Regions from separate parts of the Homo sapiens genome. Here region 2 is linked to region 1. Evidence: chromatin contacts called from ENCODE Hi-C data. All regions are on one chromosome and are shown on one strand. The core of a region is the stretch at or near the end of the contact, and the rest is flanking DNA. Distances in the headings are between cores, read along the strand shown. Region 1 holds the start of LINC02402 (long intergenic non-protein coding RNA 2402). Region 2 holds the start of LINC02450 (long intergenic non-protein coding RNA 2450).

Region 1 (4,970 bases), core at 1,628-4,127:
ATGTGCCTGTAATCCCAGCTACTCAGGAGGCTGAGGCAGGAGAACTGCTTGAACCTGGGAGGTGGAGGTTGCAGTGAGCCGAGATTGCACCACTGTACTCCACGCTGGGCAACAGAGGGAGACTCCGTCTAAGAAAAAAAAAAAGTATAGATTGATGGACGACAAAAGGAAGGTTGAAGAAAAATGAAATGAAACTTACAATCTTCAAATTTGCCCACATTCCCACCTGTAGTTTTATGTCTCAATTGCTGAGTCTGTTATTTAGGTTTCAAATCACTGGTTTGGAACCCCGTCTTCCTGGGATTATGCAGTGTCAAGAACACTGTTGACATGAAAGCAATACTAATAGTAAAACAAGAGGAGGCATTTTTACAAGACACAGCACTACCCAGATGGATTTTGATAAGGTTGGTATGTACCCCAAGAGGTCATAATTAACCACATCAAAGAAGGAGTGGCTTCTTAAGCAAATGGACTTTATCTTGCCATCTGCCAAAAAATGTACCAAATGCTCTTACTTTGTTAAAAAATATCTGCACTTTTGGAACCAAGTCTTCGTAGCTTTGAACTGACAAACGTGATTGAAGAAATACTTTTATTACTTACACATTTGACCTCTCATTCTTTATTTGGCACCTTGCTTCTCTTATGTCCTCCTCGCTTGGACACATCATCTACAATTTACATAAATGAGAAAGTACTGGGTCATGGCTTAATTGGGAACAGAGAGGAGTTATCTGATAAAAACAGAGCAGGAAGAATTTAATTTCCCTAGCTCATGGTCAATTTTCATCCTACCAGCTGGCATGCTGGATTAAGTAGTTGTTAGAGAATTGAATTTAGCAAATCTAACGTAGGCAAAACTGCGTTAGAATTTATGTAGGACTCAACCTGGTTTCTGATTAGAATCCTCTGAAGAGGTTTTTGCAGATTAAGCTTGATTTAATTGGCTAACTTTGGAATTAATAAAAACAACAACCAAGGCCGGGCGCGGTGGCTCACACCTGTAATCCCAGCACTTTGGGAGGCCGAGGCGGGCGGATCACGAGGTCAGGAGATCGAGACCATCCCGGCTAAAACGGTGAAACCCCGTCTCTACTAAAAATACAAAAAATTAGCCGGGCGTAGTGGCGGGCGCCTGTAGTCCCAGCTACTTGGGAGGCTGAGGCAGGAGAATGGCGTGAACCCGGGAGGCGGAGCTTGCAGTGAGCCGAGATCCCGCCACTGCACTCCAGCCTGGGTGACAGAGCGAGACTCCGTCTCAAAAAAAAAAAAATAAAAAAAAAAACAACAACCAAACAAAACAACAAGCACAAAACACCTCTCCAGGTATCTCTAACGTGTAGCCAGGAGAGCTACTTCTGGGACTGAGCCAGCCTTATACGAGGTCTTTGGACTACACAGCTTTTAATTAGAGACCACATGGTTCTCTTAAGGAATAATAGATACTCTTCAAATTTATTCTTTCCTGTGATTTTTAGTTTCAGGTACATTTGAAAAATAATCATAGGTGTAAATGAATAGATTGGAATGGCCCAAGAATGTACTGAACATTTACAATTGTGTTTCAGCCTTGGTACTTTTACTTTATGTATATAAAACTCTAATATTATATTTCTCTGTAATTAATACTTATTTCTTAAATGTTATTTAATGAAGTAGTTCACCTTTATTTCTGCAATGATTATTAAATTATCAATCTTTTTCAAATGCAGAATAAAAATTTGCCTACCCTTGACTGTAAGTTTCTGGCTAGCACTGGAGTTTCTTTCACTGGAGGCATCTTCCTTAGATTCTTTGCCTGCCTCTTCTTTTTGGTGGTGCCATACTAGTTAGACACACCTCTACTGTTTCTCTTAGATTTAATAAAGGTGTTGGAGGCTATTCTTGCTGTTTTGTGGTTTTTATTCTATTTCTTCATTTCCAATATTACTTGGGGATATCTTTTTGTCTATGCTGTTCCCTATTCCACCCCTTTCCAGGGAGTTCTGGGCACAGCATTTTAGAATGTACAGAGATAAACCAGAATGTGCCTCATCATGCATAATCCACATGCCAAAGGACCTGCAAACCATGTTGGGTGATGAACATTTGAAGGAAATGAAGGCAATTGCCCAAAGAAATTATGATGTGAAATTATATGGTAAATGATAACTTCCTTAATATATTTTTCTTCCTTAATAAAAAGAATTGTCCTTTTTAATTATAGAAAACCCAGATCCTCCAAGGCCCTAACCCTGTTCCTTGATATGCAACTTTCTTTAGGTCAGGGATGATACTCATCATTCACCAGTGTTGCCACTTCCTCTGTTGTATTCATGATTGATAGGAGTACTAATTGATCAAAGCATTCTTTCCTGCTTGAATCTGGATGTGGCTTCAGGCAGCCACTACTAATTGATTGGTATTGGTGTTAAAAATGACATTATGTGTAATTCCTACCTTAAAGGTCTCTTGCTAATTACTGCTGCCAGGAGGATAATTCTGCCCTTTAACACCAAGGGGGCTTCATGATCTATATTTAAATAAGTCTCCTGCCATAATACCCAGATAACAGTTGAGACAAAACTAGAATATTTATTAAGACTGTAATTAAGTGTAAGTCACTAACAAAGTGGAAATAGAATAATATAAACTAGATAATCTTGCCTGTTCTTCCCTAATCCATCGTTAGCCTGGGATCCTCTAGCAGGATACCTCTTTGTATATCTCCTGGTTTTCCTCCATGAGGAAGAGAGAATTTTAAACTCCTAATCCTTTGGAATATTTCAGAATCTTCAGGACTTAAAAATTCAGATCCAAGAAAATGAAGTCCCAAGAGAGAGGAATTGTTCTATTTGTTGCTTTCTGAATTCTAGGTGAATTGCCTGATATTACTGAGGACTGGCAACAGAATGTTCATATGACATGTCTTTAAGAGAGACCACACTTAACTACAATTCTACTATGACCTCAAAATCCCAACATTCCTTCAGCAGAGCCACACTCTTAAAGATTATAAATGTTGTCTTCAAATAATTGAATATTTGAAGGTGTAAGTTTATTGCATATTTCTTCCAAGGGTCAGCTAGATCAGTGGGTAGAAATCAGAGGGGGGCCAGACCTGAGTTTAACAGAAGGTTATGTTTTCTACTAATAAGACATGCCCTAATGTTATTAAGCTGCCTTATGTTTTAGTGCTCCTAGTCATTGGAAAGATTTAGACAGTCTGGATTGCCCTGTGCCAGAGATAGAGTTGAGTGGACTCCCTTAGCAGATGGAAAATTGAACTTAATCTCCCTTCCCTTATCAAAGAATCAGGAGATAAGAAGATTCAAATATTCAGTTATTTGAAGACAATATTTATCAAAGAATCGAAGACAACATTTATCAAAGAATCGGGAGATTCTTTGATAAGTTAGGTATAGCTACCCTACACGGTACAGCAGGAGTATTTATAAGGAGGTAATCTATAAACCATTTGAACTTTTCTATCCTGACAGTTGCTGGCCAATGCAGGACTGATTATAAGTAATGATGACACATCTGTAACTTCTAAATGGGAAGGTCTTCGAATGGGATTGAAAAGACAAAGTGATGAAAAAATAATTGTGATAATACATACTGTTCCAGGTTTTAAGTGAGTACAACATAGCTGCATTATAATATAAAATTGTACAACTTAAAAATACACATATATGCAATCTATAATTACAAGTTTATGTGTACAACCTAGTCTATTTCTAAAAGAATTGTTCACATAATTTTGATCTTAAAATTGTAAGATGGAATATTATGTAACTAACATAACACTGCTACGGAAAATATATAATGTTGTGGGGAAATATTCACACACTACTGAAGAAAAGCAGATCATAAAAATAACATGAAGAATGATTCTACTTTTGATGGGGAAAAAGTATACATTTATGTTTTTAAATATAGATTAAAGGTGCTTTTAATTTTGTAAGAAAAAGAAGACTGGAAGGATGTACCTCAAAAAGTTAATAATGGATATTATAGGGGAGTAGAATTAAGGGTGACTTTTGTTTCTATTTTAAATGTTTTCTAAAATTTCCAAAGTTCTTAAAATAAGCAGACATTACCTTAGTGTTATCTTAGTTTTATATTTCTGCTGTAACAAATTATTACAAACTTCATAGTTTAAAAAACATGAATGTATTATCTTATGGTAAGATAATGTATTATCTTATAGGTTAAGAGTCCAATGCAAATTTCACTGGGTTAAAATAAAGGTGTTTATTGGGTAAAATCAAGTGCTGCATTCCTTTCTGGAGGCATTAGGGGTAAATCACTTTCCTCACCTTTTTCAGTTTGTAGAGGCTGCCTGCATTTCTTGGCTCATGGCCCCCTTCCTTCGTCTTTGAAGGCTGCGAAGTTGCATCTCTCTGACCATTCTTTCATAGACATATCTCCTCTGATGGGCTTCAACTAGAAAATGTTTTCTGCTTTTGGCATTCTCTTGATTAGTTTGAGTTTACCTAAATAATCCAAGATAATCTCCACATCTCAAGCCCTGTATCCTTAATCACACTTGTGAAGTCCCTTTTGCCAAGTAAGGCAACACAGTCACAGGATTCGGGGATTATGACATGAATATTTTTGGTGGGGGAATGCATTATTCTGCTTACCACATGTGGTCGGGAAAAGAAAACATTTGTAAAAATGTGTTGAATCCCTACTGAACTCATTCTTTCCAATAGAAACGAAGTCATACATGAGGCCATTCTCCAGGCTAGTCATCAGAGCCTATGTGACCCATGATAGAGGGGATTTTACTTTTTCAGTAAACTTGTTCAAATGGTCCTGTTAGTGCTCTTACACATCAGTACCTGAAAGAATGAACAATAACAAGTTCAAATGGTTTATAGATTACCTCTTTACAAATATACCTATGGTACTGTGTAGATTCACTATATGTAACTTATCAAAGATTCTCCCTCTGAAAGGGAGATTTAGCTCAATTTTCC
Region 2 (4,970 bases), core at 1,511-4,010, 46 kb after region 1:
ACGAAAAAGAAGGATCCCTTCCCTTAGGTCACGATAGACATGAAAACACATGGCTGCAATGTTTTCAAATGCTATAATAGAAGTCTCTGCATGGAATGGTTGGATTACAAGGGGAGAACAAGCTCCTTCATGGGGAGGCTTCAGGAAAAATGTCAGAAGTAATGTTAGAAGAGAATTCTAAGACAAGTGAATGTTTACTGGGCTTTTATTAAAAAGAGTACATGGGAGAAAGAATATTCCAGACTGAGGATGCACAGAGGCCAGGAGGCTTGAAACTATCTAGCACATTTTGGGGGAACTGCAAGACATCCAGCCTGGTTGGAGCTTCACATGCTTAGGGTGGGGCCCAGGGGGAGAGAAACTGTAGAGGCAGTAGGCACAGTGTTCCTGGAGGACCACACGCTGGCAGAAGGCTGAGACACAATGCAGGGTATTCAGGGAACCACAGTGATGTGGCCTGTCTGAGGCACAGGAAAGAGAAGGAACTAGAGAGGCAGGGAAAGACCAAAACAGGAAGGGCTTTGAATGGTAGTCTAAAGCAAATTGAGTTTTTTGTCAGTGATGGGAAGCCACAGAGGGATATTAAGACATATCTGTTTTTAATTTTTTATTTCTAAATTAAGACAGTAAAATTTGCTTTCATTGGTGTACAGTCCTACCAGTTTTGACAAATGCATAAGTCATATTGCAACCCCTTTAGACAAATATAGAGTAGTTCCACCATCCCAAAAGAGTCCCCCAGGCTCTCCCTTTGAAGTCAGCTCTCCTCTGTCCCGGGCAACCAGTGATCTGTTTTCTGTTCCTGTGGCATTGCCTTTTCTAAAATGTCATAGGAACACAATAACACATATAGCTTTTTGATTCTGACTTCTTTCACTTAGCATAATATATTTAAGATTTATCCATTTAGTATGTATACCAGTAGTCTGTTCTATTACCGAGTGGTAGTCCATGGCATGGATATACCACAGGCTTTTAATCCATTCAACAATCAAAGGACATTTGGTTTACTTTCACTTTTTGGTAATTTCACTTTTTGGTAATAGAAAGCTGCTATGAACATTCAGGTACAGGCTTTTTACGAATATAACTTTTTCATTCCCCTTGGGTAAATGTCTAGGAGTACAATTACTGGGTCACTGGAGAGTATATGTTTAACTTTGTAAGAATCTGCCAAACTGTTTTCCAAAGGTACTTGTACCCTTTTCCAATCCTATTAGCAACATATGAGAGTTCCAGTTACTCTGTATCCTTGTCAGCACTTGATATTGTCAGTTAAAAAAAATGGAGCCATTTTCATAGATATGAAATGATAATCTCACTGTGGTTTTACTTTTTTTTTTTTTTTGGCCAAATGACTAGTGATATTGAAAACGTTTCGTGTGTGTGTGTGTGTGTGTGTGTGTGTGTGTGTGTGTGTGTTTTGCCATCCATATATCTTTGTTGGTGAAGTGTGTGTTGAAATCTATTGCCCAGTTTTATTTTTCCTTATTGTTGAGTTTTGAGAGTTCTTTATATATTCAGCATACAAGTCCCTTATATGTATTTTACAAATATTTCCTTCCAGTCTGTGGTTTATCTTTTTATTCTCTCAACAGTGTCTTGTAGAAGCTTTTCATGTTGATAAGTCCAGTTTATACTTTTTTCTTTTGTGGTCCAGCTTTTGGTATATTTTCTTTTTTGTTTGTTTTTTGAGATGGAGTCTCACTCTGTCACCCAGGCTCACTACAACCTCTGGGTATATTTTCTAAAATCTTCACCTAAGCAAGGCTGTAAATATTTTCTTCTAAATTTTCTTTTGGAAATCTGTGTATAGTTTAGGTTTTTCATTTAGGTCTGTGATCCATTTTGAGTTAATTTATGGATAAGGTGAAAGGTATGGGTCGAAGTTCACTTCTTTTCACTTAAGGTTGTGTCTCAGAAAGCCAGCAACAATGTTGAGAAGGGATTGGAGAGACAAGAAAGTTGAATGTTTCTTAATTTATCTCTTGTTCTAGGACTTTGCGCATCAGTAGATAAATGGAAAAATCATTCCCAACACAGGGATTGCTGGCATTTATGAATCAATTACATTGATTTGGCCAATATGAATGGTAAAATATTTAAAAAATACATAATAATTAGCCTGTTGGACGTATGACTTAGTGATTTGGCTGTATAGATATAGCTTGAACCCTTCTTTTGATCCAAATTTACTCCCTTATTTATCACTTGAGAGTTATAAGGAATTTAAAAGGAAGAATGTTTTATCTTTTATGTTCTATGATTGTACATCTGAGTAAGACAATTGCTATTATGCTTTGCTAATACTCCTGGTGGTGTCATGATATAAGGGAAGATGAATTTACTTTGACTAATGTATAAGAAAAAAAATCTGTTTTAAGAAAATCGAGGTGTTGGCTTATGAAAGATGAAATTCCAGAGACTCCTCATTTATGTTTTAGACAACAAAAATAATACATAAGCAAATGGAAGAGAGGCAGGAGAATAGGGTCTGGAGTCAGGGAACCTAAGGCCATTTCACACTGACTTCCTAGAACTAAATTGAATGGAAAACCCTAACTTTGCACATCTAAGTAACAAAAGGACCAGGGGCTACTCCCTTTGCAAACCCCCACGTTTTCTGCATGGCAGATGGGAAATTGAAAGTACTTCTGATTGGTTGCTTTTTGCATAGGAGTGTAACTTTGTAACGTCAGCCTCTGATTGGTTGCAGATAGCAACCAATCAGACTGATCGCCAGCAAAGTCTTTGTTTGCATAGACGTTCAACTTTGTAACTTCACCTTAGTCTCTGAGGGCCACAGCTTCATTTACATGAGGTGAACACAAAGTGGCCAATGGGAAATCTCTAGGGGGTATTTGGACCTGAGAAGATTCTATATCCAGGCCCTTGAGCTGCTGCCGCTGCCGGCTCCCACACTGTGGAGTGTACTTTCACTTTCAATAAGTCTCTGCTTTTGTTGTATCATTCTTTCCTTGCTTTGCTGTGTGTTTTGTCCAATTCTTTGTTCAAAATGCCAAGAACCTGGCCAACTTGGAGTCAAGACCCTCTACCGGTAACAGAACTACTTCTTCCGCCCATTCTACAACTTCATTTTTAATGAATAATCTATGCTATTCTTGAATTTCTTTAAATTAAATTAATTCATTTAAACTATCAAGTGGAAAGTAGAGAGTAGGGGTTTAGGCTGTGGAATCCAAATACTCAGGTTCAAATCCTAGTGTCTCTAACTGCATGACGGGAAAGCTCCTTAAATGCTGTGATCTCATTTCCTCCTCTATAAAGTGTGAAAGATGATATTTATACATATGGCTCTTGTGAAAATTAATTGAAATAGTGCTTTAAATGCTTAACTAAGACTGATAAGTAGTATGTGATCAATAAATATCAGCTATTTTTAGTAAAATTGAGAGCTTCCTTTAAGCTATTCTATGCATTGTGAAAGGATATAACCATGGAACAATACAGGGCTTCCTTCCTCAGGGAGTTTGCAATTTGCAACTCATTTAGGGATGCAGATGTGTAAAGAATGACCACTTAAAATTCAACCAGAGGCTGCTCTGCCTATGGAGTGGCCATTCTTTATTACTTTCCTAATAAGCCTGATTTCACTTAAAAACCAGAATGAAATAAGTGTTGTATTATATTTGTTAGGTGAGGTTAGAGTGATTATCAACCCCTGGGTGGATTAGAGGATGTTTCAGCCAAGGACAGTGTTTGATTTGGACCTTGGAGGAGGAGTAGCGGTCTCATAAATGGAGAAGCAGAAGAGAATGACTCACACATTGGTCCAGAAAGGATTTGGAGAAGAATTCTCTTGAGCTGAAGAAGGAAGGATAGGGGGTGGTGGGAAAGAAGTGATAGAAAAAGCAAGTAAAGAACAGATTTTAAAGGGACCAGAATGCCAAGAGGAGAGGTTGGGCTTGGGCTTTTCTTATTCACCATATTTTATACCTTTTTCATATTAGTTCTTGGAAAAAGCCAGCCTGGAAGACTACTCATGAAAGGTTTTCTCTTCCTTTTAAAAAAAATATAAAACAAAAAACAAAAACCACCCTTGTAAATCATTAATGGCCCATTTTAAAAAGGAGATTACAGCCTGGGAGTTACTATTTTTCTGTTAGAGAAATAAAAAGGAATATGTTGAATTATATGAAATATGAATTGGCCTCTGTGCTCCAGTACCTATCTGGGACAGATTTATAAATACTGAAATGATATAAATGATGGTTATTCAACCCATTTAACATTAGAGAACTTTTAATGGCAAAGCAAGGACACTGAAAGAAAAGTTTTAGGGAAAAATAGTGGTAGTCTGGAAATCTAAAAGTTATTCTTTATTCTTCCATATTGATTTACATCTATTTAGAACTTGAAGATTTTTAGTGTTATGCCTACTCTGCCAATTCTTGGAACATTTGCGGAACTGAGAATTTACTTCTTCGTTTATTACTTCCTAACTACATTTTAAAGGTAATAGTGAAATCTTAAATTATTCGTTCTCTTTTCATTGGGCAATGTCATTGAGGTAGAACTAATATTCAGAGAATTAATTTCCAAGATTTTTAATTCTGAAAATGATACAGATTATTTTTCTCAAGTTTAATCTGATGTCTCCTACAATAATACTGGGGAGTCGTGCTGGGAACAGAAGATAAGAAATCATTCATATTCTAGATTAGACAAGCTATACTTTAATTAACAGGCTGCAGTTGGAAAAATGACTCCAAGAATTAAATGTGAAAACCAGCTATTTCAGTGTTCCAAGAATATTTAATCCTCTTAGAAGAGTTTATCTATGTCACAATTGGGAATGATTTAAATTGTCTGTGGCATCTTTACGTTATTATTGAAAATGGAAAAAAAGAAAAATGCCCACCCTCACAGGCTTTTTGCGGCAAAGTTTGGGGGGCACCCACAATTTTAACTTCAGCATTGACAGAGTCCCTCCCCATCTTAGTTGGCGT

What was found. A loop is a pair of places that touch in the nucleus more often than their neighbours do. Pooled maps may share reads with other maps.
Region 2: a pooled map shows a loop between it and region 1 (2.4-fold over the local background). The contact joins the promoter of LINC02450 here to the promoter of LINC02402 in region 1. A Hi-C loop is called at or near these places in 1 of 50 pooled maps.

The regions. Positions count from the first base shown.
Region 1 is chr12:42,643,621-42,648,590 of GRCh38, forward strand. LINC02402 (long intergenic non-protein coding RNA 2402) reads right to left here and starts at 2,878. Exons shown (of 6, transcript NR_110042.1): 1 at 2,650-2,878; 2 at 607-674. It overlaps LINC02451 (long intergenic non-protein coding RNA 2451), which reads left to right and starts at 2,963. Exons shown (of 5, transcript NR_135027.1): 1 at 2,963-3,034; 2 at 3,483-3,619.
Region 2 is chr12:42,689,456-42,694,425 of GRCh38, forward strand. It overlaps LINC02450 (long intergenic non-protein coding RNA 2450), which reads left to right and starts at 2,761. Exons shown (of 4, transcript NR_135028.1): 1 at 2,761-2,821; 2 at 4,373-4,476.